Regions from separate parts of the Homo sapiens genome. Here region 2 is linked to region 1. Evidence: read pairs that join two places in POLR2A ChIA-PET (ENCODE). Cell type or tissue: PC-9. All regions are shown on one strand. Links, peaks and the distances in the headings refer to the core of each region. The heading gives the core; the rest is flanking DNA. Region 1 overlaps GATAD2B (GATA zinc finger domain containing 2B). Region 2 overlaps NUP210L (nucleoporin 210 like).

Evidence for each region. ChIA-PET counts read pairs that join two places held together with the same protein. Peaks named below come from ENCODE experiments on the same cell type or tissue, not always from the same donor. Only the 100,000 strongest peaks of a DNase experiment are listed, where the experiment ranks them.
Region 2: POLR2A ChIA-PET joins it to region 1 with 8 read pairs; 16 of 35 experiments call an interaction of 5 or more read pairs at or near these places.

The regions. Positions count from the first base shown.
Region 1 is chr1:153,891,438-153,895,437 of GRCh38, forward strand. The region is part of intron 1 of GATAD2B (GATA zinc finger domain containing 2B); the gene reads right to left. Among named protein-coding and RNA genes, the nearest start is that of GATAD2B, 30 kb to the right of the region's middle. In PC-9, for the core only: no CTCF peak of the experiment used is centred there; no DNase peak of the experiment used is centred there.
Region 2 is chr1:153,998,001-154,006,078 of GRCh38, forward strand. It overlaps NUP210L (nucleoporin 210 like), which reads right to left. Exons shown (of 40, transcript NM_207308.3): 36 at 3,735-3,985; 37 at 2,856-3,060. It also overlaps the pseudogene LOC124904673. Among named protein-coding and RNA genes, the nearest start is that of RPS27, 11 kb to the left of the region's middle. In PC-9, for the core only: no CTCF peak of the experiment used is centred there; a DNase peak (open chromatin) is centred at 3,821; H3K27ac peaks cover 2,835 bases.

The DNA.
Region 1 (4,000 bases), core at 1-4,000:
GGGCACCTGTAAATCCCAGCTACTTGGGAGGTTGAGGCAGGAGAACTGCTTGAGCCCAGGAGGCAGAGTTTGTAGTGAGCTGAGATCGTGCCACTGCACTCCAGCCTGGGCAACAAAAGTGAAACTCTGTCTCGTTTAAAAAAAAAAAAAAAAAAAAAAAAGAGGTGGGGGGGAGAGGCAAAGGGAAGGAAAAAGGAGAGGGGAAGGGTAAGAGGAGGTAAGTATGGGGGGGGGGGAGGGGAGGGAAAAGAAGTAGATTAAGTTCTGTCTCCAAAGAAAGAGATGTCCTTTTTTACTGTAAACTTTTTCCAATTGTAAATTCTGTACCATGTGCATATATCACCTATCCAAAAACTGACTAAAATTTAAAAATAAAAGGAATGGCTAGATTTAACATAATTACTAAAAGACATAAGCACAATGAAAATTAGGGACAGAGTTTATGGCCGGGTGCAGTGGCTCATGCCTGTAATCCTAGCACTTTGGGAGGCTGAGGCGGGCGGATCATGAGGTCAAGAAATCGAGACCATCCTGGCCAACATGGTGAAGCCCCGTATCTACTAAAAACACAAAAATTAGCCAGGCATGGCGGTGGCAGACGCCTGTAGTCCCAGCTACTCGGGAGGCTGAGGCAGGAGAATTGCTTAAACCCAGGAGGCGGAGGTTGCAGTGAGCCGAGATCATTTCACTGCACTCTAGCCTGGCAACAGAGTGAGACTCCGTCTCAAAAAAAAAAAAAAAAAAAAAAGAAAAGACAAGACAATTAGGGACAGAATCCCCAGGCCTAGCTAGAAGCAGCATAAGTCACTCACAAAACTCAAGAGTAAAACAGGTAACAAGACTATTATAGTATATAGAACACTACCACTAGTTAAGGTAAGACACACTAAAGGCTAAAGATCAGATATCTAGGAAAAAAGATCTAGCTGACCAAATATTAAACATACTAATAAGTATTCCCTCCTATTGAATCCAAGGGAAAAATAAATAAACTGATAAGTAAAGGGGTCTTTCAGGGTCAAAGCATCATCACTCACCTAGAACTCTCTAGACTGTAGAGGGATACATGAATACATAGCTGCTCATAACAATTGACTAGTAAATGGTCAAGGAGTTTAAAATCAGAATTGATGGATAAGATATGCCAATGTGAAATTCTGGACATTCATCGCTTCTGTCCAACAATATTATAAAATAATTTTGTCATCAAAATGGGCCCAACATTAGACAGTATCCAGTAGACTTGTAAGAAACCTTTTTTTTTTTTTTTTTTTTTTGAGACAGTCTCCCTGTGTCACCCAGGCTGGAGTGCAGTTGTGCCATCTTGGCTTATTGCAACCTCTGCCTCCCGGGTTCGGGCAATTATCCTACCTCCGCCTCCCAAGTAGCTGGGACTACAGGCACGTGCCACCACGCCTGGCTAATTTTTGTATTTTTAGTAGAGACGGGGTTTCACAATGTTGGCCAAGCTGATCTTGAACTCCTGACCTCGTGATCCACCCGCCTCGGCCTCCCAAAGTGCTGGGATTATAGGTGTGAGCCACTGCGCCCGGCCAAGAAATCTTCTTTATTGAAATGAGGGAAGAAAATATTCATGCAGAGGAGTGGATCAAGTTCTGTGAGGCTGTACCTAAACACAGTACAAGAGGAAAAACTTGTCTGGTCTGGATTTTACCTAGAGGAAACTTCTAGCAGTCTATTAGCTGAGATTTGCCCATTAGCATTGATGAGCACATGGAACCTACAGGAAAAACAGTGACACTTTTCTTCAATTCAGTGACATAAAGATTTGTCAAAATTCTGACTGTTGTTACGAGGATTTGGTATAGTAGGCAGGCTTATCATTTTACAGGGCAGTAAATGTTCACCTTAAAAAGTTTATCCCAGCTGGGCACGGGCCGGCTCACATCTGTAATCCCAGCACTTTGGGAGACTGAGGCAGGCAGATCACTTGAGCCCAGAAGTTTCACACCAGCCTGGGTGACATGCCGAAACCCAGTCTCTACAAAAAAAGACAAAAAGTTAGCTGGGCAGGGTGGCACATGCCTGTAGTCCCAGCTACTCAAGAGGCTGAAGTGGGAGGATTGCTTGAGCTGCAGGAGGCAGAGGTTGCAGTGAGCCGAGATCACAACACTGCACTCCAGCCTGGGCAACAGAGCAAGACTCTGTCTCAAAAAAAAAAATAAAATAAGTTTACCCCTTCCCCTAAGTAAAACTGAACTTTTAGAAAAGTTTATTCTTGGCCAGGCACACTGGCTCATGCCTGTAATCCCAGCACTTTGGAGGCCAAGGTGGGTGGATCACAGGGTCAGGAGTTCGAGAACAGCCTGGTCAACATGGTGAAATCCCATCTCTACTGAAAATATAAAAATTAGCCAGGCATCGTGGCAGGTGCCCGTAATCCCAGCTACTCAGGAGGCTGAGACGGGAGAATCGCTTGAACCTGGGAGGCGGGGGCTGCAGTGAGCCGAGATCGCACCACTGCACTTGGCCTGGGTGACTGAACAAGACTCCATCTAAAAAAAAAAAAAAAAAAAAAAAAAAACCCAAAAAATGTCCCCATACTAACTGGAACCACTATATTAAACACCACCAACATGACTTTATCTTCAAGGAGGTTTGTGGCAATTATTACCAAGTCTCAAGCTTGTAGTTGAACACAAATACTACCAGAGGAAGTCAGAATAGTGGCTACCTGTTGGAGTGGAGGAGGGTAATGACTAGGAGAGAACATAAAACAGACTTCTGGGACTGAGCATGTGGCTTACGCTTGTAATCCCAGCACTTTGGGAGGTTGAGGCGGGCAGATCACTTGAGGTCAGGAGTTCAAAACCAGCCTGGCCAACATGGTGAAACCTCGTCTCTACTAAAAATACAAAAATTAGCCAGGTGTGGTGGCACACGCCTGCAGTTCTAGCTACTCAGGAGGCTGAGGCAAGAAAATCGCTTCAACCCAGAAGGCAGAGGTTGCAGTGAGCTGAATTCGTGCCGCCGCACTCCAGCATGGGCGACAGAGCAAGATTCTGTCTCAAAAAACAAAAAAAGACTTCTGGGTCTTCTATATCTCTATCTGGGTGGTCACCTTACAATTAAACTACTTTTCTGTATGTACATTATACCTCAGTTAAAAAAAAAAGTTTACGGGCCAGGTACAGTGGCTCACGCCTGTAATCCTAGCACTTTGGGAGGCCGAGACAGGCAGATCACGAGGTCAGAAGATTGAGACCATCCTGGCTAACACGGGGAAACCCCGTCTCTACTAAAAATACAAAAAATTAGCCAGGCATGGTGGCACGCGCCTGCAGTCCCAGCTACTTGGCAGGCTGAGGCAGGAGAATCGCTTGAACCCGAGAGGCAGAGGTCGCAGTAAGTGGAGATTGCTCCACTGCACTCCAGCCTGGGTGACAGGTCGAGACTACGTCTCAAAAAAACAAACAAAGGCTGGGCGAGGTGGCTCACACCTGTAATCCCAGCACTTTGGGGGGCCAAGGCAGGTGGATCACCTGAGGTCAGGAGCTCAAGACCAGCCTGACCAACATGGAGAAACCCCATCTCTACTAAAAATACAAAATTAGTCAGGTGTGGTGGCACATGCCTGTAATCCCAGCTACTTGGGAGGCTGAGGCAGGAGAATCCCTTGAACCTAGGAGGCAGATGTTGCGGTGAACCAAGATCACATCATTGCACTCCAGCCTGGGCAACAAGAGCGAAGCTCCGTCTCAAAAACAAACAAACAAACAAAAAGTTAGCTGGGCGTGGTGGAACGTGCCTGTAGTCCCAGCTACTTGGGAGGCTGAAGCATGAGAGAATCAGGTGAACCTGGGAGGCAGAGGGTGCAGTGAGCCAAGATCGCGCCACTGCACTGCAGCCTGGGTGACAGAGCGAGACTCCATCTCAAAAAAAAAAAAAAAGTTTACAGAAACTGATAAACAAGAGATTGGCAGTATTTCCTTGGCTTAATGCTGATGACAGTCAGGTACAAGAGGTACAGAACCAACCA
Region 2 (8,078 bases), core at 1,981-5,980, 110 kb after region 1:
CCTGGCCAATTACTGTAATTTTTAAGAGAAATATTTTTTAAATCTGGCAGTAGGAACATGAATATATCTGTGGATTCTTTTTTTTCTCTATACATTCTGAGAAACTTCTCTAGTAATGAACTATAGAAATGATCCCTGAAAGTATAGTCAATGAATTCTGTTGGTGACAAAAGCACACAATACTGCTGATATTATGGTGGTTTGCTGCCTATATTAATAATCAGTGAAAGTGCTAACTTTAAGTTAGTGGTCAATTGAAAATAAAGATGCACGGCCAGGCGCAGTAACTTACGCCTGTAATCCCATCATTTTGGGAGGCCAAGGTGGGTGGATCATTTGAGATCAGGAGTTCGAGACCAGCCTGGCCAACATGGTGAAACCTTGCCTCTACTAAAAATACAAAAATTAGCCAGGCGTGGTGGCGGGCACCTGCAATCCTAGCTACTTGGGAGGCTGAGGGAGGAGAATTGCTTGAACCTGGGAGTGGAGGTTGCAGTGAGCTGAGATGGTGCCACTGCACTCCAGACTGGGCGACAGAGCGAGGTTCTGTCTCAAAAAAAAAAAAAAAAAAGGAAAGAAAAAGATGCAATTTTTCTCCACTTGGGTAATGGACACCTTGAATTCTATCTATGGACCTTTGTGGGGATCCGTGGTCTCTAGATTTAAAAACTCTGTTCCAATACATTCTGTGATAGTATCTAGAGATCCTTTTTTTTTTTTTTTTTTTTTTAATTCCTGAGACAGGGTCTCGTTTTGTCACCCAGGCTGGAGTGCAGTGGTGTGATCATGCCTCACTGCAACTTCAACCTCCTGGGCTTAGGCAGTCCTCCCACCTCAACCTCCTGCCTGGACTTCAGGTGCATGCCACCATGCCTGGCTAATTCTTTTGATTTTTAGTAGAGATAAGGTCTTGCTGTGTTGCTTAGCCTGGTCTTGAACTCCTGAGCTCAAGTGATCCTCCATCTTAGCCTCCCAAAGTGCTAGGATTACAGGTGTGAGCCACTGCACCAGCATCTCAGTTTCCTCAGCTCTTGGGGAAAAATACCTACCTCCTAGAGTTATGAGAATTAAACCAAAAGCATATAAATGTGCTTAGGATAATGATCAATACAAACCAGATGCTCACGTAAACATCAGCAAAAACCTATTTCCCATTAGGAGATACACTATAATTTAGCTTAGATAGTTCCCAGTAATTAAGTAGCTTCCCTTGAGGGGTGGGGAAGTGGGCGTGACAAATACAATATAAGGAGACTGATGGTTCTCTAGCTTTTCTAACACCTTTTCGTAACTATTCCCATCCTATCCAATGTGGCATTATTTCTAAACTAGGTAATGCCTGGAATCAGGATTTGGGAAAGCTAAGTCTTGGTTCTAGGGTTAACATTGGCCCATTGCCTGATGCAAAAAGATTTAAATACTTTTGAAGACAACAAAACATTTATCAATAAGATTGGCCGGGTGCGGTGGCTCATGCCTGTAATCCCAGCACTTTGGGAGGCCAAGGCGGGTGGATCACCTGAGGTCAGGAGTTCCAGACCAGCCTGGCCAACATGGTGAAACCCCATTTCTACAAAAATACAAAAATTAGCAGGGCATGGTGGTGTGTGCCTGTAATCCCAGCTACTCAGGAGTCTGAGGCGGGAGAATCGCTTGAACTTGGGAGGTGGAGGTTGCAGTGAGCCGAGATCACGACATTGCACTCCAGCCTGGGTGACAGAGCAAGACTCTCTCAAAAAAAAAAAAAAAAAAAAAAAGGTTTAAAATAGGGCAAATAGTATACTTACAAAGCTGGCAAACTCGTGTTAAACTGACAACTATTCTTTTTCCTTTTTTTTTTTTTGAGACAGGGTCTTGCTCTGTCACCAGGCTGGAGTGCAGTGGCACAATCACAGTTCACTGCAGCCTTGAACTCCTGGTCTCAAGCAATCCTCCTGCCTCAGCCTCCCGAGTAGCTGGGACCACAGGTCCATGCCACCATGCCCAGGTAATTTTTTTTTTGTACTTTTTTGTTGATACAGAGTTTTGCCTTGTTCCCCAGGCTGGTCTTGAACTCCTGAGCTCAAGGGATCTGCCCACCTCGGCCTCCCAAAGTGCTGGAATTACAAGGCATGGGCCATCATGCCTGGCTGACAACTATTCTTAAATATATAAGTTAAATATAAAATTTAGGTAGTGTTAAGAAAGCTACCTAAAGGTTGTATTTTGGGTAGGTTTGGAAGATTCATGCCTCAACTAGTTTGAGTAATCTTGGTCAAGTGGCTGAATGTTTCCCATTAACTAAACTGTGATAACATCTGTCCCCCCATATCTGTGGGGAATATGTTCCAAGACCCTCAGTGGATGCCACAGATAATATTGAACCCTCTACGTACTATGTTTTCCTTACTGAGTTGAGAACTTCCACTTTTTCACTTAAAGGAAGCACTTTCCAGCTTCTTTTTGGCATACCCGAATTGCAGGCATCACCACTCTTGTGCTTTGGAGCCATTATTAAGTAAAATAAGGGTTACTTGAAACAAGCACTGCACTGTGATACCTTGATACCAGTTGATTTGATAGCAGAGACTGCTACTAAGTGACTAAAGGGCTGATAGTGTATACGGTGTGAACATGCTGGACAAAGAGATGATTCATGGTTGGGGACCAGAGCAGGACAGTGTGAGATTTCCTCATGCTATTTGGAACAGTGCACAATTTAAACTGTTTATTTCAGGAGTTTTTCATTTATTTTTGGACCGTGGTTGACAGTTAAGTGAAATGCGGAAAGCAAAACTGCAGATGGGGGGTACTAATGTAATACATTCTTTCTTCTTTTCCTCTCTAGATTATAAATAGGAATCTCTGATGCTTACCTGCACCCAACTTATCTTTCATAGCCCTCACTACCACTGCCTCACTTTGACTGGTGAGTACACAGGAAATATTGATGAAAACAGGTGATGCCATTTGCTGGAAGGAAGTGAAGTTGACCACTCTTACAGAGTAAATGGCCAGGCCAGGAGTGAGGGGAGAGTGGCTATGGCCAGCGACCACTAGAACTGGGGAGCTGGAGATGACCTTGGAGAAAAGATAAAACCTTTTATTTAAAAGAAGAAAAATCAACTTTGTATCAGTATGTTCCAATCTGAAACATATACAGTACAATAATTGTCAAGATCTGGATTTCTAGCTAGCTAGCCGACAATCAAATCATTTACTTTTTTGTTGTTGTTGAGAGGGAGTCTCGCTCTGTCACCCAGGCTGGAGTGCAGTGGCGCGATCTCAGCTCCCTGCAACCTCTGCCTCCCGGGTTCAAGCAATTTTCCTGCCTCAGCCTCCCGAGTAGCTGGGACTACAGGTGTCCGCCACCACGTCCAGCTAATTTTTGTACTTTTAGTAGAGAAGAGGTTTCACCATGTTGGCCAGGATGGTCTTGATCTGTTGACCTTGTGATCCACCCACTTTGGCCTCCCAAAGTGCTGGGATTACAGGCATGAGCCACCGCGCTCGGCCAATCATTTACTTTTTTTACTCCTTTAGGTATGTTGACAAAGCTTATGACCTAGATTTTGGACTCTGGGAGCCTGCCTGGCATTATGAAGGAGATGGGTTTTCTTCATTTGATTTTGTCATTTCCTATGGTAATTTTTATTAGGTCACTCAGTAACTTCTTTTGCCCTTGAAGTGAGAATGAAAACTATCTTTTCAAATTCCTGATCTCTTGTTCTGTTTTGGTTCAGTTCTTAACATACCTCTAGCTTCCTAAGAACTCTGTCCACTCCCAGTACTCTTATCTCCCCGATATCTTGTTTGTGGCTAAGAACCAATTCTGACTGGTTAATATAAAAGGCTGGGATGAAAGGAATGAGGATTCGTTGCATTCCATTCTTGCTACGTTCACTGACCAGTGTAGCCCACCCATAGACTGAGGTGTCAGCCACACTGAGGGCCTGTAGCAGCTCCTCTGACTGCGGTCGAACCTTGATTATGCAGACATAAACCCCTGGAAAAAAAAGAGGAAAAACTGAGCAGGAAGGTTCAGAGGCTCTATTGAGCCAACTGAATTAGGATAGGAAGGGAAAATTGTGACATGCAAATTCAGCAAAAGAGAAAATGTGAATTTAGTTTTGAGTATTCAATATCAGCACAATATTGGCCACTACGAGGAGGATGCCAAATAAAAAGAAAAATACTCCTAGAGAAACCACAACTAAACTTGTTTTCTGAGAATACCATTCTTTCTTTTTTTTGGAGACAGGGTCTCACTGTGTCGTGCAGGCTAGAGCACAGTGGCGTGATCATGGCATTCTGCAGCCCGACCTCCCAGGCTCTGGCGATCCTCCCACCTCAGCCTCCCGAGTAGCTGGGATTACAGGCATGAGCCACTGTGCCTGGCTAATTTTTGTATTTTTTAGCTGAGGTGGGTGGATCACAAGGTCAAGAGTTCGAGACCAGCCTGGCCAACATGGTGAAACCCCCATCTCTACTAAAAATACGAGGATTAGCCGGGTGTGATGGTGGGTACCTGTAATCCCAGCTACTTGGGAGACTGAGGCAGGGAAATTGCTTGAGATGGACGTTGCAGTGAGCTGAGATCACACCACTGCATTCCAGCTTGGGGACAGAGCAAGACTCCGTCTCAAAAAAAAAAATTATATTTTTTATAGAGAAGGGACTTCATTATGTTGCCCAGGCTGGTCTCAAACTCCTGGGCTCAAGCGATCCTCCTGCCTTGGCCTCCCAAAGTGCTGGGTTTACAGGCGTGAGAAACTGCTCCCTGGCTAAGAATACCATTCTTATTCAACATGTCAGGGAATATTAAATGATATAACACAAGCAGGGCAATTAAGAGCTGGGGATATAGAATGAAGTAGTCAGTGCTGGTGAACTCAGGAAAGGGTTTGTGAAAGACAGACAAGCTTTGAGCATCATTAATAACTTATGTATCAGACCACCTCTTGGTGTCATTATTTTTATCAATGGTAGGAACTGTTTTTCCAGTTACCCATGATTAATCCTTAGCTGTCTTTTTTTTTTTTTTTTAAAGAGACAGAATTTCACACTGTTGCCCAGGCTGGAGTGCAGTGGTGCAATTCTACCTCACTGCAGCCTTAAACTCCTGGGCTCAAGTAATCCTCCCACCTCAGCCTCCCAGGCAGCTAGGACTCCAGGCATGTGCCACCATGCCTGGCTAATTTTTAATTTTTATTTATTGCTATTATTATTATTTTATATATATTTTTGAGACAGAGTCTCGCCCTGTTGCCCAGGCTAGAGTGCAGTGGCGCAATCTCAGCTCACTGCAAGCTCTGCCTCCCAGGTTCACGCCATTCTCCTGCCTCAGCCTCCCAAGTAGCTGGGACTACAGGCGCCTGCCACCACATCCGGCTAATTTTTGTATTTTTAGTAGAGACGAGGTTTTACCTTGTTAGCCAGGATGGTCTCGATCTCCTGACCTCGTGATCCTCCCACCTCAGCCTCCCAAAGTGCTGGGATTACAGGCGTGAGCCACCATGCCTGGACTATTTATTATTTTTGTAGAGACAGAGTCTTGCTCTTGCCCAGGCCGGACTGCAGTGGCACAATCACAACTCACTGAAACCTTGAATTCTTGGGCTCAAGCAATCTTCCTGCCTCAGAGCTAGGGCTACAGGTGCGCGCCACCATGCCTGGCTATTTTATTTTTTGAGAGACAAGGTCTTGCTATGTTGCCCAGGCTGGTTTCAAACTCCTGGGCTCAAGTGATCCTCCCACTTCAGCCTCCTAAAACATTGGGATTATAGGCATGAGCCACTGCACCTGGCCTTAGTTGTCTTTACATCCTTTCCTTCATCCCTATATCCAATCATTTCCAAATCTTGCTTACTCCTTCTCTGAAATGTCTCTGACATCTGCCCCTTCTTAGTATTTCTCTATTAGTCTGGTCTAGACCCTTATCAATGCATGCTTGGATTATTGCAATTGGATAATTATGGATAATTAGTCTGGGCTAGACCCTTACTAGTCTGGTCCAGACCCATTAGTCTGGTCTAGACCCTTATCAATTCATGCTTGCATTATTGCCCCTTCACAGGTATCCTTGCCTGTTTTTTGTTTTTTTTTTTGAGATGGAGTCTCACTCTGTTGCCCAGGCTGGAGTGCAGTGGCGCGATCTTGGCTCACTGCAAACTCCGCCTCCTGGGTTCACGCCATTCTTCTGCCTCAGCCTCCCGAGTAGCTGGGACTACAGGTGCCCACCACCACGCCCGGCTAATTTTTTTGTATTTTTAGTAGAGACGGGGTTTCACCATGTTAGCCAAGATGGTCTCGATCTCCTGACCTCGTGATCCACCTGCCTCAGCCTCTCAAAATGCCAGGATTACAGGCGTGAGCCACTGCGCCCGGCCTTCTTTTTTTTTCTTTTGAGACGAAGTCTCGTTCTGTCGCCCAGGCTGGAGTGCAGTGGTGCGATCTCAGCTCACTTCAAGCTCTGCCTCCCTGGTTCAAGTGATTCTCCTGCCTCAGCCTCCCACGTAGCTGGGATTACAGGTGCCCTACTAATTTTTGTATTTTTAGTAGAGGCAGAGTTTCACCATGTTGGCCAGGCTGGTCTTGAACTCCTGACCTCAAATGATCTGCCCACCTCAGCCTCCCAAAGTGCTGGGATTACCATGCCCTGCCGTTATTCCTCTTTTCTTTCTTTGAGACAGGTTCTCCATCTGTTGCCCAGGCTGTAGTGCAGTGGTGTGATCACGGCTCACTGCAGCCTTGAACTCTTGGGCTCAAGGGATTCCCCCACCTTGGCCTCCTGAGTAGCTGGGATTACAGGCATGAGCCACTGTGGCCAGGCTATTCCTCTTTTCTTTTTTTCTTTTCTTTTCTTTCTTTCTTTCTTTTTTTTTTTTTTTTTGAGATGGAATCTCACTCTATCGCCCAGGCTGGAGTGTAGTGGCATAATTTTGGCTCACTGCAACCTCCACCTCCTGGGTTCAAGCAGTTCTCCTGCCTCAGCCTCCTGAGTAGCTGGGATTACAGGTGTGTGCCACCACGCCCAGTTAGTTTTTGTATTTTTAGTAGAGACAGGGTTTCACCATGTTGGTCAGGCTGGTCTCAACTCCTGACCTTGTGATCCACCCTCCTCGGCCTCCCAAAGTGCTGGGATTACAGGCATGAGCCACCGTGCCCGGCCTCCTCTTTTCTTTTTCTTATCCATTCTACATACTGCCACTAAATCCTTAAAAACTGCCTTCATTATTTATTTATTTATTTATTTTTTTGAGATGGAGTCTTGTCTGTCGCCCAGGCAAAATGGAGTGCAGTGGTGTGATCTCAGCTCACTGCAACCTCCGTCTCCTGGGTTCAAGCAATTCTCCTGCCTCAGCCTCCCAAGTAGCTGGGACTACCCAAGTAGCGTGAGCCACCAGGCCTGGCTAATTTTTGTATTTTTCGTAGATTCGGGGTTTCACCACGTTGGCCAGGCTGGTCTTGAACTCCTGACCTCAGGTGATCCACCGCCTTGGCCTCCCAAAGTGCTTGGATTACAGGTGTGAGCCACCGCGCCCAGTGTTTGTTTGTTTGTTTGTTTGTTTTTTGAGATGGAGTTTTGCTCCTGTTGCCTAGGCTGGAGTGCAATGATGTGATTTCAGCTCACCACAACCTCTGCCTCCCGGGTTCAAGTGATTCTCCTGCCTCAGCCTCCCGAGTAGCTGGGATTACAGGTATGCAACACCACGTCTGGCTAATTTTGTATTTTTGTATTTTTTTTTCTTTTTTTTTTTTGAGACAGCGTTTTGCTCTTGTTGCCCAGGCTGGAGTGCAATGGCGTGATCTCAGCTCACTGCAATCTCCGCCTCCCGGGTTCAAGTGATTCTCCTGCCTGAGCCTCCTGAGTGGCTGGGATTACAGGCATGCGCCATCACACCTGGCTAATTTTGTATTTTTAGTAGAGACGGGTTTCTCCACATTGGTAAGGCTGGTCTCGAACTCCCGACCTCAGGTAATCTGCCCACCTCAGTCTCCCAAAGTGCTGGGATTACAGGCATGAGCCACCGCGCCCCGCCCTAATTTTGTATTTTTAGTAGAGATGGGGTTTCTCCATGTTGATCATGCTGGTCTTG